Regions from separate parts of the Homo sapiens genome. Here region 1 is linked to region 2. The links are chromatin loops, found by intact Hi-C in ENCODE. Cell type or tissue: PC-9. All regions are shown on one strand. Links, peaks and the distances in the headings refer to the core of each region. The heading gives the core; the rest is flanking DNA.

Evidence for each region. Hi-C counts contacts between places; a loop is a spot of excess contacts. Peaks named below come from ENCODE experiments on the same cell type or tissue, not always from the same donor. Only the 100,000 strongest peaks of a DNase experiment are listed, where the experiment ranks them.
Region 1: a loop joins it to region 2, with 14 times the contacts of the local background. A loop is called at or near these places in 8 of 110 quality-filtered maps.

The regions. Positions count from the first base shown.
Region 1 is chr1:110,191,571-110,207,409 of GRCh38, reverse strand. SLC6A17 (solute carrier family 6 member 17) reads right to left here. Exons shown (of 12, transcript NM_001010898.4): 7 at 15,197-15,438; 8 at 14,712-14,904; 9 at 12,639-12,831; 10 at 11,665-11,824; 11 at 9,811-9,973; 12 at 5,208-9,334. The coding sequence ends at 8,966. Among named protein-coding and RNA genes, the nearest start is that of KCNC4-DT, 10 kb to the left of the region's middle. RefSeq lists enhancers at 4,315-4,364, 9,363-9,863. In PC-9, for the core only: CTCF peaks have their summits at 10,099 and 10,314 (motif pointing left); a DNase peak (open chromatin) is centred at 10,319.
Region 2 is chr1:110,781,586-110,786,585 of GRCh38, reverse strand. No RefSeq gene overlaps it. Among named protein-coding and RNA genes, the nearest start is that of CD53, 89 kb to the left of the region's middle. In PC-9, for the core only: CTCF peaks have their summits at 2,887 and 3,087; a DNase peak (open chromatin) is centred at 3,105.

The sequences.
Region 1 (15,839 bases), core at 8,294-13,293, 590 kb after region 2:
CGCTGACCCTGTCCGTAGGAAGCTGAAAGCCTGAAATCAAAGCCGTTTACCCTTCCCCTTTCCCCACTGGGAGCTTTGTATGGGCTCAGCCTCTTTAGGATGACTGGAGCCATCCAATCTCCTCTCCATCTTCCTTCTTTGAAACCTGTTTGTGGTGAGGGGCTCCAGGCCAAGGCAAGGTTCTATCCATTGGTGCTCACACTTTCCCTTTTTGGTATTCTAGCTCCTGCCAGGGACTGACCCTCCTTCAGGTCCAGGCCAAGGAGCCAGCATCCTTTCCCAGCATGCCTCACTCTCTCCCAGCCTGGAAAATTGAATTGCTTTATCAGACTCATTAGAGGGTGATAGGGCCTCCCCGCTCATGGGGGAACAAGAGAAGGGAAGGCAAGAGCAGGCTGGCAGCCTCCTGTCTGCGTCTCAGCTCACTTCATCCTGCCTCCCCCAACCCCAAGCAGCCTGCAGAGACTTGCAGGCTCCAAATCAAATGTGAGAGCCTTCTTTGGGGGGAGGGGGGTTGGTGGGGGAGGGGCTCTGGGGAGAACCTAGCCCTAGTAATTCAGGTCTTGTGAAGATCAGTAGAATGGCTCTGCCTCAGGACTGAAAGCAGGGTTGGGTTGCTGTGGTAATCCCAGTGAAGTTGTATCTGGGGCTCAAAGGTGGCCTTTGAAGGCCCAGCTCTTAAAGAGAAGAGATCAGAAGCTCGGGCCTGGGCAGGGCTCAGGGCCTCATACACTATGGACCTGGAGTCATAGGGTTGGAGGGGACCTGAGTGTTAGCTCATGGACACCTTCCCCCCGCTTAGGGATGTCAGGCCTAAGCAGCAGCAGCGAACTCTGAGAGACGGAGCTAGGGCTGGTGTTGGGCCAAGGACAGAGAACGATACGGGGGCCACCAGCTGAGTGGACCCTAGAGGCCTCCTTGTTTAAGGCTCCTGGGCTGGGAACTCAGCCTGCATCCAGACAGCACACTCCCGCCACCGCGCCTGCCACATGCACGCTAGCCCAGGGTCCGGCTGGCAAGACCTCTTGACACTTAGCATTTCTCCATCTAGAAAAGTAGAGATTGCTCCCACCTGGGCTAAGTTCCAGGAAAAACTGGTTCATTCCATTAGAGGAGTTAATTAGTCCTGATGGGCCCAGTCCCCTCCAGCAATATCCTGGGGAAAGGGGAAGCAGGTGTCTGGAGAGACAGGCCAAACTCAGGTTCCTCTTGGGTGCTCCTGAAGTCCAGGGATTCTTCCCTGCTTGGGTCAGCCCTGGGCAGAATGGAGGGACCCAGAACCCAGGCAGCTCAGACCCAGGGACAGAGAGCAGATCCCCACTGAGTCTTTATGCTCTGCAGCCAGGACTGTGCCTGGCATGGATCAATCTTTGTAAGGGTTTGTGGTTGAATGACAGGCATAGTCTTCTCCCATCTCAAGGTTTCTTCCCACCTAAGATGATGTAATTAAAGAATGCAGCAGCGTGCCTGGCACCAGTGAGTGTGCCAGGAAGGGAGATGCCCAAGTCAGATTGTGACTGCCTCTGCGAGCCAGGGACTCTTGCCTGGTCCTTTGTATATTCCCAGTGCTCAGCACAATCCCAGGCACTCAAAATACCTGATTCATGCTTGCTTGATGCATGGAATTAATGAGGCGGGGGGTGGCGGGGGAGGAGTCCTCCCTGTCAGTTTCTTGCTGTGTGGCAGAGAGTGCACTAGATTGGGAGTCAAGAAACCCAGGCATTGGCCCCGATCTTCCCCTTGCTTGGTTGTGGGAAGTCTGGTCTTTTCCTCTTTGGGCCTCCGTTTCCCCCATTGTTGTACAAGGAGGTTTGACCAGATAATCACTAAGGTTCATATTCTGGTTACTATTGTTATGAAACAAATTACCCCTAGTATGTAGTGATATAAACCCAACAGCCATTTTATTTTGTTTATTATTTTATGGGTCAGGAAATAAGGAAGGGCTCAGTTGAACAGTTCTTGCTTAGGGTCTCTTATGCAGCTACAATCAGATGTCAGCGGGCTGCAAACATCTGAAGCTCAGCTGGGCTAAACGTTCAGTATGCTGTGTTCATGTGGCTGGCAGTTGACACTGGCTGTTGGCTGGAAGCTCAGCTGAAGCTGTCAACCTAAGCATCTGCAAACATATCGCCTCCCTAGCATGGCAGTCTCAGGGTGGTTGGCTGTCTTACATGGCAGCTGGCTGCCTCTAGAATGAGTATCCCTAGAACACCAGGTGGAAGTGGCACGGCCTTTCCTAATCTAGCCTTGGAAGTCACATAGCATCACTTCTACTATACCCTGTTGGTCACAGGAAGCATTTGCTCACCCAGATTCAAGAGGAGGAGCATAGACTCCACTTTTGATGGGAGAAGTATTAAAAAGAATTTGGGGCCAACCAACAACAAAGAAAACAAAAACAAAACCCCACAATAGCCTTGTGGTCTGTGGAATACTTTAGCCTTGGCCCAAGTCCCTATGACTGGAGCTGTCTGGTGGTGACTGCTGGGGTGAACATGATAATGTACAGGATCAGTGAGACCCCCACACTCTGGTACTCCCTTTCCTGGAGAGAGTTCCTTTTCTGCCTTCCTTCCTTGGCTTCTCTGGATTTTAGGCTGAAACTGTCCTTTGTGAATAGCTTTAGGAGATGGCTCATTGCATGGGTGATGGGGCCCCCAGAATGAAGTAGGCCCCATGGCCTTGCCCAGGATCGCAAGAAGGAAGGAAGGAAATATTTAATGAGCACCTATTGTATCCCCATATGGAAAGAAGTCGATACTGTATTCCAGTAGATGTTACTGATGAAGTTCATTTTTCCCTCATACCATCTCTAAGGAAGAGATTTTATTGTCGTCCTCCTTTTACAGATCAGAAAATGGAGATTCCAGGGTTAAAGTGGCTTCCCCAAGGTGGTATGGTTGGCGACAGACCCATGATTCAAACCACTCATGCCACCTGCCCTGGGGCAAACCTGAGGCAGAAGCAGTGGCCTCACCTGTCCTCCTGCATGCCCTTCTCATCCTCCTCTGACTGCTCCCTCCACCCAGGGCCCAAACTTAACCACTCACCTCCCCACCAGAAATGACCTGCTGTGTGTCCCAGTTCTGTGTCTCTAAGCTGACATCCCCTCAGGAGAAGGCTTCCATGCATGTGCAGGTGACTGATGACAAAGATCCCTAACACTCTAGAATCAGCCCATTACATGGGCAGCCAGACTCTCCCCACTCCCCATCAACAAGGGGGGCTTCTGTGTGCCCTCCCCTTTATTTGGGCAGATGCTGTGACCCACAGAAGATGGTAGAGGTACTGTGCCATTTTCCAGCCCCAGGCCTTAAAAACCTGGCAGCTTCCACCTCCTGTCTCTTGAAATGGTCTCTCTGGGGACCCTAAGCCCTTCAGTCAGAAGTCTGGCCAAGTAGCCATGCTGGAGAGGCAGTTGTAGGTGCTCACTCTGGCCGGCAGGCCCAGCTGAACTCAGTCTTCCAGCCATTCTCACTGGAGTGCCCGGCATTTGAGTGAATGTGAGGGCAGCTGCCTTGGACCCTCCAGACTAGTTCGCTGCTAGTTGAATATCACTGAGTGACCTTGGTTGCCACCAGAAGAGTTGCTCAGACGAGTCCTGCCTGAATTCCTTACTCAGAAAACTGCGAGATAGAATGGTTGTTTTAAGCCGCTCAGACTTGGAGTAACTTGGAACACAGCAATAGATAACTGGACCAACATGTGTTATCTCATTGAATCTATTTATTATGTCTGTTTTACAGACTAGGACATTTAAGCTCAGAGCGATTAAATGACTCGCTCAAGGCCTCCCAGGAAGCAGGAAGCTGGGTGGCATTTGAACTTGAACTTGAGAAGTATGACTCTAGAGCTCCTTGGAACCAAAGCCCTTGTTATGCTGCATCTTGGTGGATCTGTGTGCCCCTCCTGGCAAGAGGGCTTGCATCTCAACCAAAAACATTACCTTCAACCAAAAGACTGAATACTTGACAAGGAGTGACTTTCAGCACCAGGCCATTTCCTGGTTTGAAAGATACATGGGGAGATGTGGAGTTATAGGGCCGGTCCCCTCCCTCTGCCAAACTCAGGACAGCAGGGGCTGATTTTATCTTTATTCATCTATAGCTGGCATGGAGCCTGTCCAGGGTGGGTACGTAATAAATGTTTGTTCAACAAATAAACTAACCCACAAAGGAATAAATGACAGAGAGGAAGGCAAGCAGACTATGATCTGGCGAGAAAGGTTTTCCTGCCATCTGGTGGCTATTCCTGGAACAACACTTTCTATGGCAAGAGAAGAAAATGGCAGGTTCCTTCAGGGTCCTTGGCTGTGTGCGTCTGAGTGCAAGCAGCATCATTCCAGCCTGGAGCTGGGTGGGGTGGGGGTGAGGCCTCCTCCAGGAGCCAGACTTCTTGTTTCTTTCAATGTCGGTGCTCCTAGAGGGTGAGGCAGGAAGAAGAGCTTCCCAGCCACCAGCACAGTCCGTTCTTCACAGTGCTGAGTATTCAGTGGGTGTTTAATAAATGAATACTTGGGGCTGGAATGTTAGAACAGAGGTGATGTCAGATCCCCTAGTTCGTCTTTACCTTCTACTGAAGTTTGCAAGAGGGATAGCTATCTTGAAGAGAGGGGCAGAACTTTAGAATATGCCTGTTCCAGGGGAGCCCACCCCCCCCCCAACCCAGCACCCAAGAGAGTCCTGGTCCTTGCTGTCAGACCTCTCAACACTGGCACCTTCCCACCCCTGTCCTTCCCTGAGGTGGGCCTCCACACACCCCACCCTTGCCAGGCTGACAAGTATAGCTTTTCCTGGTAGTCAGGTGGGACAGGAGTTTCCCCTACAGGGTCCTGTAAGAGACCACCAAATACCATCCTAATTTCAGATGCAGTTTCACCTGGAAAAATGTAGCCAGCAAAGGGTCTCCCTTAGGAAACGGTTGCAAAGATGACAGGAAATTAGACATGTGGAATCGCTGGACCCCAATAGGGCCCTCTACAAGTGTGTGCATTGTTAATACCTAGGACAATTCATAGGAAAATACAGATATGAACCTGTGCACACTCCCCGCGCTGCTCCTCAGCCAGCCAGCACCCACAACCCCCCTCAGCAGTCCTGTCCACCCATCCCAGTCCAAGCTTTTCACCCCAAAGCTTCCCGCAGGATCCTTGGCCACCCTTCCCTCTCCCTCATTGCAAGAGCAGGTGAGAAAGGCAAGAAGGGTTTGGTAAGAACAGACACTTTATTGCACACTATGGTGGGGGAGAGAGGAAGAGGGGTCTAGGGTGACAATGCCTCATCCCCTCCCCTGGGCTGAGTGGTTTTGACCCAGGGCTCTGACCAGCCATGGGACACATGGACTTGAATTGTTCTGAACTTATGCCAGAACCCAAAGTGACGGCCTGGTGTGTATGCTTGGGTCTGTATAAAGCAGAGCTTTCAATGAGAAGAGGCCCTAGGCCCCCTCCCCCAGCCAAAGTCATCGGGCCCCAGTGAAGCAGCAGACCTCACATCTCAGGGCCTATTTGAAGGATCCAGGGATGCTCAGGGAGCCAGGTTCATTCTAACCAGTTTAGTTTCCAGCTCTTTTCACAGTGGGGAGTACTCTGGGGGAGTGGGGTGGGGCGTGGGGGTGAGGAAGGGCAGAAAAGCAGCCCCTCCGCCTGGTAATACTGCAGGCCTGTGCAGTGCCTGGGACCGTGTCTCCTGGGCCCCAGCCTCATGACCCACACAGGCTGACTCGGAGCGGGGGTTCTCCTGGCACTGGGAAAGCAGCAACCCCTGCACATGTATTGCTGGAGGGCAGAAGCTGACCTCACTGGCATTAACTGATGTGCCCTACCTGTTCAGCCCCCATCTGGGCCTCGGGCTTCATGTTGCCTCAGTGAGGAGGGCGGAAGTCTCCCTGAGCAAGAAGCTGGTGATGGGGCTGGAGGGCAGGCAGAGGTAGGGGATCAGGGGACTGTTGACTCTTTCAGGCACATCCCTGCCCTGGAGTTCCCTCTGCCTTCTGGTGGGCACTGTGTGGACAGCACCAAAGCCAGTGGGGGTGGGGACCCTGTGAAGGGACTTGGGGACCTGGTCCTCTCCTGCTACCTCCTGCTCCTCCAGGATTCTGGGGCTGGATCTTAGCTCATCAGGTGACCCCACCTGCCTTTGACTCCAAAGGCATCAAAAGCACAGTGGGGAGGGGGCAGGCGGCCCTTTTCAAACACTGTCAGGACTGCGTCAACGGCAAATGCAGCAGTGCTATGAGATCCCTCTTGGGGTCTCGCCATCTTAAGAATCCTAGTACTTTTCCTCTGGAGAAGAGCTAGCGATTCTACTGGGAACAGCAAGAAGCTGACTGGTAAATAAATTTGAGGATTTTTTTTTTCCCTTAACGCCCTCCTTCCCTGTTTCTGGCAAACCCAGTGGTGTGAAGGCAATGAGTCACCAGCAAGAAACACATGCCTTTCCCCGTAGCAGGGGGCTCCCGAAGCACCCTGCCGGCCCTGAGGCTCCCAATAGAGCCAAGAGGAGGAGGAGGAGGCAGGGGGAGGGAGCGTGGTCTTCAGGAAGGTGGTGAACACTGGGAGTCACAGATCAGCACGCTACACACACCCACACTCACGTATGTGCACACCATACACACAGCACGCACACACACACCCCGAGCTCTAGGCCCTACGTCTAACACACAGCGAAGACACAGCAAAAGGCTACAACGAGCACTAGCGCGCCCACACCTAGCAAGCACACAGCCCCAGCTCAGCCCCTCCCGCTGGGGCCTGGCCCAGCCACACGCTACAAAATTAAAAATATATCAAATATACAATGAAAATAGATCTGTACAGCACTGAGGATGAAAATAGTCCACCAGCCACAGTATAATATTGGGTTTGTCATTTAACAGCATTTACACCCACATGTACAGAGTGAATATACAATAGAAACAGAATATATAGAAGAGTATATATAGTAGAGTGTCTCTCCTGGGGCTCTGCTTTTCCTGTTGCTAATTCTGCTTGGGATTTGGCAAGGGGCCAGGTAGGAGGTGTTGTCGGGTGAGGGGGACTGCGGTGGGATGTTGTGCCCCAAAAGCTCATCTCTTTGGGGAGATGTGGGTCTCTCTCTCCCCTCAAACACTCAGGAAAGACAGGTAGGGCAGAGGGGGCTAGAAAGGGGAAGCTGTGGAAGAGGGATGAGTAAGGGAGATGGCAGGGTTGGGGGATAGACTGCTCCCAGGCTTGGGGGAACAGTAAGGAACTCAGGGGTAAAGGAGGGGACCCTGATTCTGGTCTGTCCCTCCAGGTCCTAAGAGCAATCTGAGCCACAAGAGTGACTTGCGACCCTTCGTGAGGGTGTCCGGGTTGAGCACTGTGGCCTGTTTCTGCCCTGCCCACCAGAGCTCTCAAAGATGGAGCCAGTATTCCCTCCTTTCTCCCTCCTTTCCTTCCTTCCCCCACCCCATCCGTCCATCCATCCATCCATCTATCCATCCACCCCCACCCCCCAACCCATCCATCCATCCATCCATCCATCTATCCATCCATCCACCCCCACTCCCCAACCCATCCATCCATCTATCCATCCATCCATCCATCTCTCTGCAGACATTTACTCTTGGGTCAGGTTCCTCCCTGGCTGCACTCTGAGAATGGGTTCTCTTCCAGAGGAGGCCCTGAAGGTAATGGCAGGTGGGGTCGCTGTTGTCAGCTGCAGCCTTCTGCACAGGCTGGCCTCCATCCTGAAGACCAGCCCTTGCCTTTGGCAGCCTCTACTGTCCACAGCACTGCCTATGGCACTGGCCACTGTGGGCCAGGAAGGCTTGGGAAAGGTTTCCAAGGTGTCTGCACATGATGTGCACACTGGGCGGCTGTGCTTGTGTAATAAGGAGAGTGAGTGGTGGCTCAAAGGGGCAGTGAAATTATCTGTCTTTCCCCAGGAGTGAGGCTTCCTGGGGATAAGCCTGTGAACTCCAGGGACCCCTGTTCCAGGGGAAAAGCTGCCACTAGACAGAACATTGGACCCCAGGTGAGGAGGGAGGGGAGTGTGCTTCACCATTGTGCTCCAAACCATCTAATTTGTGCTAGGAACCAACAATTTGTGCTCTGGAAACCTCTCCGTGCACTGTCCTTCTCTCTCCAGGAAAGAGGCAGAGGCCACCACTGTGGGCTGGGGAGGGGTGCTGGGGACAGGGAGATGGCTAAGCCCTAATTGAGGTGGGGAAGGTTCTGGTCCCGGTCACTGCACTCCCAGACAAGATGCAGGAGCACACACCACACACCCCAGGCAGGGCCAAGGACATGGGAAGATTCCACCCAGGGACCAGGGCAGAGGAGGTTCCTCACCTTCTGCTACCAAGGCTCATGCTGAAGCCAAGGGCAGCACATACCTCAGAAAACAGAACTTGGGGCTTCTGCCTAGGCCCTCCCAAGTCTGAGCCCTGAGCCCTGGCACACCTGCTCCCACCCTCCGCCTTGGAGCAGGTAGCCTCTTGGACCAGGAGCAACCCCGTCTGGGCTGGGCAGGATGGTGTCCTGTTCTCATGGCAGAGTGAGCCAAAGTCCACTCTCCTTCCCCAGCCCCAAGGCCTCTCACCACCACCATCTGACCCCACAGCCCTAAGAACTGCAGGTGGCAAGTTACAGGGAGAGAGGGAGGTGAGTGACTCCTGCAGTGGCCACTTGGAATCTCCCATGGACTGGGAAGCAGGCCTTATGGGTTGTTCCAATTACATGGCTACAATTTGGCGGAGGCTCTTGGAGGGCTAGATGAGTGGGGTCCTGAATTAGGAAACAGAGCTGCTCCCAGCCTCCTGCTCAGGGCTAGGGAGCAGAGTCTACTGGGACTGAAGAGGGGAGTGAGGCAGGGCAGACCCTCTCTTCTTGGGCAAAGGGCCTGGCCTGGGCCTGGTGGCCACCTCAAGAAAGAGGCCAGGCCTGGACAAGTGGGCAGGTTGAGCGTGGGGGGAGAGGCGGGCAGGGCTTGGGCAGTGGTCACAGCTCCGACTCAGGGGTGCTGGCCAGCAGGTAGCCGCTCCCATAGCGTCCATTGGGGTTACCGCTGGTCTCCAGGGGTGATGTGCTGCCGGGCCCCAGATAGGAACGGTGAGTGGGCATGGGGGAAGGTGCCTCACTGGGCACCTTGCTGAGGATGAAGCGGGTCTCATCGTTCTCCTCCAGGTTGGAGATGTCCTTCATCATGCGGCCCTTCTTGTAGGACACGGAGAGGGTGTTGGAGCCATCAGAGAGCAGGTGGAAGTGCCGCAGGACGAACACCACAGGGATGGGCAGCGTCGCCACGACGATGAGGGTGATCAGGAGTGCCATGGCCCAGTTGGGGAAATACAGGTAGCGCTCGGCAGCCTGCGGGTGGGCTGCCTTAAGGGCTGCTGCCGGCACTGTGACAGCCCTCCCCGCCCAGGCCCTCCAAGACTGCTCTCCTGCCCTCACCCATGGCCTTCCACTCCTCTCCCCTCCCACCATCCTGGCCAGGCACAGCCAAGGATGGGGGTTTACCTGGTCACCTTGGTGAAAGGGTCTAGGGTGGTTTCTCCTACTATAAAATGGACTAATTCCACTCCACAGGCATGGAGAGAGAATATGGGTTAGAAAGACTGGATAAGTGCATTAATCTTTCTGAGCCTCGGTGTCCCCGTTTGTGCTACAGGGATGATGCCACCTCTGTCTTTGGCTTGTTGTAAGATTGCGGTTTAGGTGTGAGGCACCTGGCAAGGCCTGGCACATAGCAGCTGCCCTAGAAAGGTGTATCCCTATCAGTGGTTGCATTCAAGGCCTGAGAAGATGCAAATGTCCCTGGGGTTTGGGGCCCCACCCCTCACCTCCTCCTTGATCCAGGCGCTGTAGCCCGGGGGCGTGACCCCCAGCTGGATGATGCTGGCTGTGGTGAGCACAGCCATGCATAGTGGAGACACGAACTTCCACATGTAGAAATAGAAGCGGTAGGGGCGGAAGCCCAGCATCTCCGTCAGCTCCTGCATGAACCTGCCAGGCATAGCAGAGGGTCCAGCAGTTGGCATCCCTCAGTCACACCTCCCTCTTCCCCCATCACCATCTCCTCCAGAAAGTCTTCGTTTCCCAGTCCCTCCCTCCTGGGCTCTTCTATTCTTCACATTCAGTGCTCATTGTGTGTGGTCTGGCTGGCCTCTGGGAAGGCTCTACTGTCCTCCTCTAACCTCTTCTGATTCCGTCACATCATACCCCATCCAGAGATATGATAGGGCCCACCAGACACACCCTGGGCAGGTGCACGTCTGTTTTATGTATAGACAGCTTGTGTGTTCAGGGAGGGGCCTAGCCCTTTCACACTGGCCTGGCTGAAGGCTCCCCCTGCTGGAAAAGCAGTAGAAGTGCACTTCTCTAGAGTCCAAAGGTAGAGAGCTGCCCTGACTCAGGGGTTTCTCACCAAGGGGTGAGCAGAATTCTGGAAGGCAGGCAGGCTTGTGCTTGAATGGCATACAAAAGAATCATCTTTACCTCAATAACCGCTAACTAAAATCTTGCATTACTTTCTATTATATTATGAATGCAAGCAAACACAGTAGTATTAACAATACCTGTGACTGTCACCAATAGATTACAGATATTTTCATATTACATCCCAGTTATTGAAAATATTGAGTCATCGCTGATTTTCATCACTACTTCAAAGTTACCACTGTTATTAGATCTATAGCTAGATCTTGTAACAATGCATTAAAAATAAAGTGCTCATACATTACTATATCACAAATTTTAAATGATATTTTGCTATTTTTCAATATAATAAGTTTCTTATATAACCCTACACATTTTATCTTATGCATTTAAAGTAACATACAGGGACATCACCAGACTGCCGAAGGAGTCCAGGACACAAAAATCAGCCAGAGTCCTTTGTGGCAGTGTCTTACAGCCCTGGCCCACAGCAGGTGGAAGCAGAGGAGTGTCCTTCCCCCCACTCCCTGTCCCCTCCTGTGCTCTCCTAGGAAGCAGACGGCCCCTGTGAAAGAGCCCCACTGCCAAACCAGGTCCAGGCATCAGGGAGGGTCAGACCAAGTGGGTTAGTGGAGGTGGGTCTTGCCAAGGACAAGGACAATGTGGTCATGGTCGATGCTGAGTGAGTCAGAGAGACCTAGTTCTAGAACTCCTGGGAACACGTATTTGCCCTAACATGAGGGATGAGGCCAAGAGTTTACAGTAAGTGTACAACTGCCCTAGGCCTAGGCTGTGAGACCCAATCCTTTCTTAGAGCTGAATCCTCTTACCCTGCACAACCCCAAACTTGGGGCCAAAATCATACCTCATCTCATACCCCTATCTAGGCCCTTACAATTGTGAACCAGGCTGCTGAAGTCTACACGTTCTTGGAGGGCAAGGGCCTCTTGTAGACCCACTAAGCCCTTCACAAAAACTTAACAGAGTTCTGAAGAGTTGGTACCCAGGAAAGGTGCTGTGGTAATTTAAGGATGATGCCAGGACCTGCACCCAGGACACCCAGTCCTCAGACTGGCTCTGTTTCTCCCTGGACAAGTGGCCTTAGGCAGCCATGTCCTTGCACTACACCTCAGTTTCCCTAAATGATCCGTAAGGGCACTTTCAGCTCTGCCATTGTGACTCTATGATCTGCCTCTCCAGGGAGTCATGATAGGACAGACCCCTCCTCCCATCCCACCTTTCCCCCATGTTCCTCTTACTTCTTGGTTCCATAAATCCAGGCCACAGCGATGTTCTCAAGGATGACGATGAGAGTGAGTGGCAGGGTGGCCGAGTAGTCATCGAACATGGTGACAAAGTAGTTTCCGGAGCGCTGGACGAACAACAGCCCCACGAGGAATGCAAAGACACAGCAGCCCACTACAGAGAGCCGGGAGGCCGGTTTGGGGGCAAAGGTGCAGGGTGGGCAGGGCCCTGGGGGTCTCGGGGGCACCCAGGCCCCTCCCATCACATCCCTCCCCAAAGCATGCCTGCAGCCCTCCTGCCAGCAGGCTCAGTCCTGCACGAGGGATCCAGATGCTCAGGTTCTGAGCCCCGCTCTACTAGTCGGGGAGCACCTGAGGAAGGCGTTGTGTCTAACTTTCATCCCATGCCTCTGCCCCAGCACAGGGCCTGGCCCGTGGCAGGTGCGCTACTTAATTGCTGTATTTAACTTAAATGATTCATCTGATTGTTACCAGTCTTTTTCTCCACCTCAGTTTCCCCACTTGAGAACAGAAAGATACCCCGCTTTAGGGATGCAGATGAGAGGTATCCCTCTATGGGCCCTAGATCAACGCAGCAAACCCCGAAGGGAACTGTGGACACAGCCCGGGACTGGAGTGACAAAGATGGAACAGGGCGCAAGGCCAGTGAGTGCCCCTGCCCAAGACGACTCAGCACCCACTTCCCAAGACGACTCAGCAGGCCCTTGGGGAGAGGGGCAAGTGAACTAACAAAGGGGCCTAGATGCAGGCCTCCCGGCTCATGTTTGCTCCAGATTTCCAAGTAGCTTTCTCTTCCTGGCTTGTGAGTGCTAATCACTGAGTGGCACAGCCAGGCTCCAGCTGTGTCCCAGTGTGGGGTGGAGCCTTCTGGGTGTGGGGTCATGAAGGACCCAGTCAGAAGCCAGAACGGAATTGTTGTCCACAAGGGCAGCCTGCAGAGCCTGGGCATGGGGGCAGGGAGGAGTTACCTGTGAACATCTCCTTGGGCACCTTGAAGGTGTCGATGATGGGCGTGGTGATGCCTGCCATGGTCCCGATCATGCTGCCCAGGCCCAGGTTGATAAGCATCAAGAAGAACATGACGGACCAGAACGGGGAGGCGGGGAAGTGCGTCATGGCCTCAGTGAAGGCGATGAAGGCCAGGCCTGTGCCCTGCACGGACTGAAGGTGGGGTGGAAAGCAGGGCCTGTGAGGTCACCCCTCCCTGGGGAGCCCACTGCTTCCTTCCCTCTGCCCTTCAAACTTTTGGAATAACTATTCCCTCTTTCACAGGGGTTCCCACCTCCACCTAAATCCTGTTGATTTTGGCCAGTGGGTCTCGAACTTTAGCAGGCATTGGAATCCCCTAGACGTAGCTCAAAAACACCAACTTGGGAGTTCACCTGTGGGACCTGGAATCTACGGGTTGTACCAGGAGCTTAGGTGATTCAAGTGAAGATGCTCATGTTTAGAAATACACCCAGCTCAGGACCCTGCTCCTCTAAGATGTCTTTCCTGATTGCTCCAGCCACACTGTGGCCGCTCCCAGCTCAGAACTTCTGAACTGCAGATCTTCATGCAGTGGTCTCAGCCTCGGCTCTCAATGGAAGCACACCGGAGCCTTTAGAAACACCGACACCTGGGTCTCACCCCACGGACAATGACTGGATTGGTCTGGGGTGAAGCTGGGTGTCAGAGTTTTTTTTTAAAACAAACAAAAATACCCCAGGAACTCTAATGGGTAGCCAAGGTAGAGAATCACTGCTTTAATGCTTGGGCCATGCTTGTGGGTCAGGTGACCACACACTGCCCCCTGTCACTTACACGTTGCCCTGTAATGTTCAGTGATTGTAAGGGAACATTTCTTCCCCACTAAGTGAGTGTATAATCTTGTCATTTGAATGCTATCGGAGTTGTATTGTATGAAAACACTGCTATAAACCTAGTTTAATTCAGAGAACCAGGCCATGCCCATGAGAACTGAGCAGGGTTTCAGAGAATGTGAAAAGGGGAGGTCCTTTATGCTGCCAGTTACCTGGGGAAGAAACCAGGGCAGTGGGCCCGAGATTGGGCTCTTTTGCTCTTGATCCGCAGGGAAAGGGTTGGGGTGTAGGATGCAGCTCCCTCAGCATTAGGATGGTACCATCCAATGGAGCTGACTTTTAACATAGAGCCCAGGGAAAGCACCCCCTTCCCCAGTCCCATGAAGGACAGGGTTGACCCAGGCTGATGGGAGCTGGCTCCGCCCCATGTGAGCCTTGGCTCCAGCCTGGTTCCCAAGATGCTGTGGGTATGTCCCTTTCCTGTTACCCCTTCTAACAGAACAGTCATTTTGAAAGTGTCCAGCTATGTAAGTATAAATAGAAGCAAGGTGTCCTAACATGGGCCTGAGCACTGAGGAGGAGTCAGCACCCCCAGCACCACCCTAAAGTCTAAGAGTCATCATGGCAGTGAGATTGGAATGGGGACAGGTTGGGGAGGGGCAGAAGCATCAAGAGGTGATCCTGAGCATGGGCTCTGGACCCAACTAACTGGATTTGGACCCAACTAACTGCCTCTCTGACTTACTAGTTATGAGACCTTGATCAAGCCCCCCATCTCATAGGCTACTCATCTGTAAGGTAGGGAACAATATGAATACTCAACTCATAGAGCTGTCTTGAGCGTCAAAAGAGATAGACAGCAACGGGCAAACACTAACTTCAACACTTCTTTGATGCACACCATGTCAAGGCACTGTTCTGAGTATATTACCTGTGGCAGTGACTGATGCACGAGAAGCCCACTCAGTAAATGGAAACATCGTCCCATACACTTACTGTGACTTCTGAGAGGTGTGTGTCTGCCCTACTTCTTGTCTAGGCTCAAGCCTACCTCTGGGCAGGGACTTTGGCCAATACCTTTCTTCCCTTTCACTCCCTCTGGACACACAGCAGATCCTTGCTTACCAAGTAAACTAATGACTACCTGTCAGCATCCTGAGGCCTGAGCCCAAGCTCCCGCCGGCCACAGCTGCTCTCTGGGTTCCTGCCTGTCCTGGGAAGGGCAGCCTGTCCCCGCACCTTGTCCAGCTCGTCCTCCAGAAGGCAGGGGTCAAGGCCCAGGGCTGAGAACTGGTCCTCCTTCACGGTCATGATGACATTGTACATCTCCATGTAGTCCTTTGTGGTCAGGTGGGAGAAGTTGACGTGGGGTGGGATGAGGTCCCGGCTCAGGACGTTGGTGTTAAGGTACCCTAGGATTTTCTCAGCATTCCTGCAGCACAAAACCGAGAGGACCAGGTAAGAAGGCAGGGGTGGGCAATGGGTGAGATCCTGGAGGCTCTTCCCAGGCACCCAGGTGGGAACCTCATGGGTCACTGACAGAGGCATCTCTGAGCTTGTCCCTGTGGCCCGGAGCTGGGGACAGAGAGTGCTCCTCTGATCTCCATTCCTCAGTCTGAGTGGAGGGGACCTCTCTCCCCATGCACACCTGCGCCCCCACCCCTGCCCACTCCCAGGTAAGGTAGACAGGGAGAAGGAGGGACAGGAGGAGAGATGCCACCTACTCGACCACACACTTCTCATTCATGATGTTGGCCTTGAAGCCCAGCACAGCAAACACCACGAGGGTGGCCAACACTGACGTGAAGAAGTTGATGAAGGACACCAGGGCGGCATCGAAGTGGCAGTTGTTGTCCTGCTTATTGTAGCTGGAGAAGGCAATGACACCACCAAAGCCCAGGCCCAAGGCAAAGAAGACCTGGGTAGCTGCCTCCCGCCACACCTGGGGGTCCAGCATCTTGTCCAGCTATGGCAGAAGACCAAGGCAGGAGGAAGAAAAGAGACACAGAGGGGATGGTTTTATTCATGTGCACACCCCCTTTCTCAGCCTCAACAGAGTTCAGAGGCAGCAGCCCATAGTGGTAAGAAGCTGTGTGAACTTGGGCAATTTCCCTACTCCTCTGAGCCTCAGTTTCCCCAATACGCAGATCACAAGAGTATCAACTTCAGAGGATGACTGTGAGGACTTGGTAAGACAACATAAATGCTGAGTGCTTACATAGTAATTTAACTGCTACCATGGCTTCCCATGCAGCCATCATACTAAGGAACATCGTCAAGGCCATCACATATGGTCATGTAGTACACAGCTCTAGAGAGTGCCATTCACTTGGACTACAGTGTGACAGGTGCCTCCTAGAGTCCTGC
Region 2 (5,000 bases), core at 1-5,000:
GAGGAATTTCATAGTTTCCTTCATAAACCAGTAACTTCCAACTGTATATGGCTGGTTCATTTCCAGCTCTTTAACATGCAGAGGCCCTGGGTCTCATCAACCATCTCTCTGTTGCCATTAAAATCTCATCACCCTGACATCGAGTACCCTGAATGTACTCAACTTTGGCTCCATGCTCCCTTAAGTTTTGTGATCCTTCTTTATTTCTGGCACCTGAGAATGTTGCCTTCTTTCTTTACACAAGGCTCATATTTTAGGTAAAATTTTATTCTTAATTACTTTATCTGTTTTTGTGAAAAGGGAATTATACATGTCAATGCAAATCACTCTATTGTACACAAATTCCAGATATACCTTTACAAAATGCAAAACTTATCATATTGTTCTCCTACTTAATATTCTCAATGTTGTTTCATTGGCCTTAAGATAAAGTCCAAAGTCCCTTACCTAGGAAATAGTAGAGCAAAGCAGCTTAGAGCATGGCTTCAAGAGTTAGGATGATCTCAGTTTGTATCCATGTATGATTTCTCAACTATGTGACTTTGGACTAGTTAATGTCTTAGCCAGTTTTGTCATCTGTAAAACAGAGATAATTCTAGCACCTACTTCATACAGTCACTGTAAACTCTAAATGAGACAAGGTTGTGATCAGTCTGCAAGAGTGGAATGAACTTCCACTCCAAATTTGGTTCAGATTGATGATGCCAAACATGCACCAAAGGGTACGAAATGGTCCATGACTCATATAATAAGGCTTTCTGGGGAGAGCAGAGCAGGTCCAAGCAGGCCCAAAAATGGCTTGAGAAAGCAGGAAAAAGATACGTGGCTTGGCTTTATTGTGGTTTGGTATGAGGGTTCAGACTTGTAATTAAAGACAACACACATAAAACACACAGCATGGTGCCCACCATCATAGGCAATAAATGTTGGTTATCACAATAATATTGTTATCATGATTTAGAAGAATTTTCATGACCTTTGTAATGTCATTTTTCCCTATTACCCTCCTCATTCTACCCTCCAGCCATACTTCAGTTTTCTTGGATTCTTCAAGATAACATGGTCTCAGTGTCTATCATCTTGGTTTCTTTATCTGCAAGAACTTCCATTCCACCCTTTTACTTAGCTAGTTCTCAATCTCTCTTTAGGTTTTAACTTAAGTAGAATTTCTTTCAAGAGGTCTTTCCTGACTCCTCAACAAGTTTACACTCCCACCTCTGCTCTTACACACGCACACACACACACATTGTAATTCGTTTATTTGTACTTTTTCCAACTGTTTTGAAGGCTTTATGGCGACTGAATCTCTCAGACCTGGCACAGTGTCCAGCACATAGTAGATGCTCAATAAACATTTGTTGAATGATGCAGTATCTCATTTAATCCTCTTAATGCTGTAAGTCAGGTATTATTCACTTTGCCAATGGAAAAATATAAGCTCAGAGAAGTTGAATAATAACTGAGTGCCACACAGATATTAAATAATATATCAAAAAATAAGCCCAGATTTTCTAACCCTTCCCTTCATTAAACAGCATGTTTTCCATCTCTCTTTGTTGTTGTTGTTGTTGTTGTTTTTCTGGTTTGTTTATTTGTTTGTTTGTTTTGAGACAGGGTCTTATTCTGTCACCCACACTGGAGTGCAGTGGCATGATCACAACTCTCTGCAGCCGCAGCCTCCCAGGCATAAGCTATCCTCCCACCTTAGCCTCCTGAGTAGCTGGGACTATAGATGCATGTCACCTTGCCCAGCCAATTTTTTAAATTTTTTGTAGAGATGGGGTCTGTCTTCTGTCTCTTACTGCATCCATTATAATTAAGGTAGACGAAGTAGAAATAAAGTGGATTCCCACCTAAATAGTGGGAATTGAGAGAAACAGGAAGGCTTCTTATCAACTTGCTCCCTCATCAAGAACTGATACCAACATTTTAGCTTAGAAGTTTATCCATTAGTTTACATTAACCTACATGAATGCCCCTTGGTAAGGAGAATACAAAGATTACTCCCAGTTATCAAAGTTTCCAAATTTTATTTATTCATCTCTTCAGATTGACTCCCCAAACCCTGAAAACTCTTGCTCCAACCCACCTGTTCAGCTGTCCCCAACCAGTCTATCCCTTGTCCTGCATTGCTCACTGCCCCTTCACACTTCTGTGCATTTGTCCTTACCCTTCACTCTGCCTAGTGGTTTATTTTTATTTTTATTTTTTTGATGGAGTCTCACTCTGTCACACCAGGCTGGCATGATCTCAGCTCACTGCAACCTCCGCCTCCCAGGTTAAGCTATTCTCGTGTCTCAGCCTCCCAAGTAACTGGGACTACAGGCACAAGCCACCACACCTGGCTAATATTTTTGTATTTTTAGTAGAGACGGGGTTTCGCCATGTAGGCCAGCCTGGTCTCCACCTCCTGACCTCAGGTGATCTGCCCGCCTCAGCCTCCCAAAGTGCTGGGATTACAGGTGTGAGCCACTGTGCCTGGCTCTGCCTGGTATTTTTTTTCTGCTTTCTTCATCTAGAAAAACAACTCGTGATTCAAGAAGACAGCCTCTATTTAACCTCTATTAAATCTCCACAAAAATAATGCATACCCAGGAACCTGAGACCTCTACAAAACAAGGCAATGATGCTCAGCATCATGGTTACTGCCCAGTTAGGGCTGCTCCTTTCAAAACCATGGATGGATTCCACCATTTACTTTGTAGCCTGAATTTAACAATCAAAAAACCCCAAAACTCTCTGTCCCAGGCTCTGAATCTCTTATACAGCCAGTTTCCTTTCCTCTGTGTCACCTAGAAGAATATCTTAACCATTCGCAGAGAAAGCAGCAATGAATGGACATACCAAGGCAATAATAAAAATGGACTTGTAACCAACACAATTTTATTCCTGGAGAATCATCCTCACCGTGTGTCACAGCTGGATAACTTGTGCTTAGGAAGGGGTTCTTCCCTGGAAAAAGGAGGAAGATGCAAATCCTATGAGCAACTGGGATCCCATCTTTGTGTTGGTCACCAGTCTTTCACTCTCAGGTTTTTACCTGTGATGATCAAAAGGGAAAAGCTCCTGCACTTCCCCGTATACACCACATGAGGGCGACAGAGTCAAACCAGACCAAGCAGCAGCAGGAAAAGGGCAGTGATGAAGGTGAACCCTGCTTGAGGCTGGCAGTTCTGTAGTCTCATTCACATTGCTCTGTTCTTTCCTTATCTTCCAGGACTTGGGCAACGTGTCCTCCACACTGAGTCTGGGCTAGAAATACCTCTCTCTAGGTTGGGATTTTCCCATAAAATAATGAGGTATTGTCTGTTTGTTCCTATAAGGTTTTCTAGGAGAAAAGCAGAAAAGGCCTAACTTCCCTCTAAGATTGTCTGGAGTAATAGATCTAGATATGTGTATGCTCTCCAGTCTCCTTTCCGACTCTAACAAAGGCTCTGGCAGTATGGCACAGTGGTCAGGAGCCCAGGTCAGGAGCCGGATACCCTGGGTTCAAATTCCAGCTCTATCACCTACTGGCTGGGTGACCTTGGGAGAGTTACTTAACCCATCTATGCCTCAGTTTCTTCTGCGAAGTGGCTGTGATCGTAGTACTTACCTCATAAGGGAGCTCTGAGGTCTAAAGGCACTCAGCTCAATAGTTGGTAAGGACACAAAATTTGTCTGCATGATTATGACTTTCTCCCCCCCAAAAAGTAATTCAAATATCAGAATCCTATCAATGGTCCCCTGGTGGAGAACTGCTGGTCCAGGACAGGCATCCTGAGGATTTTTTTATTCCTCTTCTCTTATTCCTTCTCTTCCTTCTGACCCAGAAAAACGCCATAGCATGGAGGTTAAGAAACTGGACATTGAAGACAAACACACATTATCTGAAGTAAAATACTTGTTCCATTCTCGGTGTGACCTGGAAAAGCAATTTAATCTTTAGTGCCTCAATTTCCTTATCTGTGAAATGGGGAGATTATGATAACAATTATGCCTCATAGGTATATTGTGACTATTACATGAGATAGTGCATGGAAAGCTCTGATAATAGTGCTTGGCATATTGTAATTGCTCATTAAATGTTAGCTATTATTGCTATTCATCCTACATTCCACAAGCATTTACTATGCACCAACCAAGCACAAAGAACTCTTAGACACCGGTCACTATTAAAACAATCCCTATTCTTAAGGAGGTTAAGAGCTTCCAAGTTAAGATTTGCCAAGCCTTGATTCACCTTGTGGAAGCCACGGTTACTATGACCTTGTTTGGAAAGACAGGCACTCAGACAGGTCCATCTCAGATGATCCTTTCCTTGCAGAATCTGTTTCAGAAAGGCCACTCCGCCTTGGACCTCTTCCTTTGTGGGATCCAGGAATCCTATGGTTTCCTCAGGCAGTTCTGGCCTCTAACTCTAATTACCTCTCTGTACCCAGGCTCTCTGACTCTACTGACCTACTGTTTTGTGTCAGGAGAAATAGTAGAAACAGGATACGAGAGTAGTTTCGAGGTGTTATAGCTCAAATGCTAGATCTTCTGCTTCTATCTAGTAAGCTGTTTAACCTCTCTGAGCCTGTTTCCTCATCAGTAAAATGGAGTAGAACATTACCTACCTCATAAGGCCGCTGTAAGCATTAAAGGAGTAAGCATATGACAGTAGGTTAGAGTATTGCCTGGCAGGAAGAAAGCACACAGAAGAATTTGCTATTATGGATATATTTTTTCAATTGACAAGTAAAAATTATATGTATCTGTTATGCGCAATGTATCTTGATATATGAATACATTGTGTAATGGCTAAATCAAGCCATTTAACATGTCCATTGTCTCACATACTTATGTTTATGTGATGAGAACATTTCAAATCTACTGTCTCAGCAATTTTTAAGTATACAATATATTATTATTAATTTCAGTCACTGTGATGTACAATAGACCTCTTAAACTTGTTCCTTCTAACTAAAGTTTTGTGTTTGTTTACCAAAATCTCCTGTAATAATAGTTATGGTTATTAA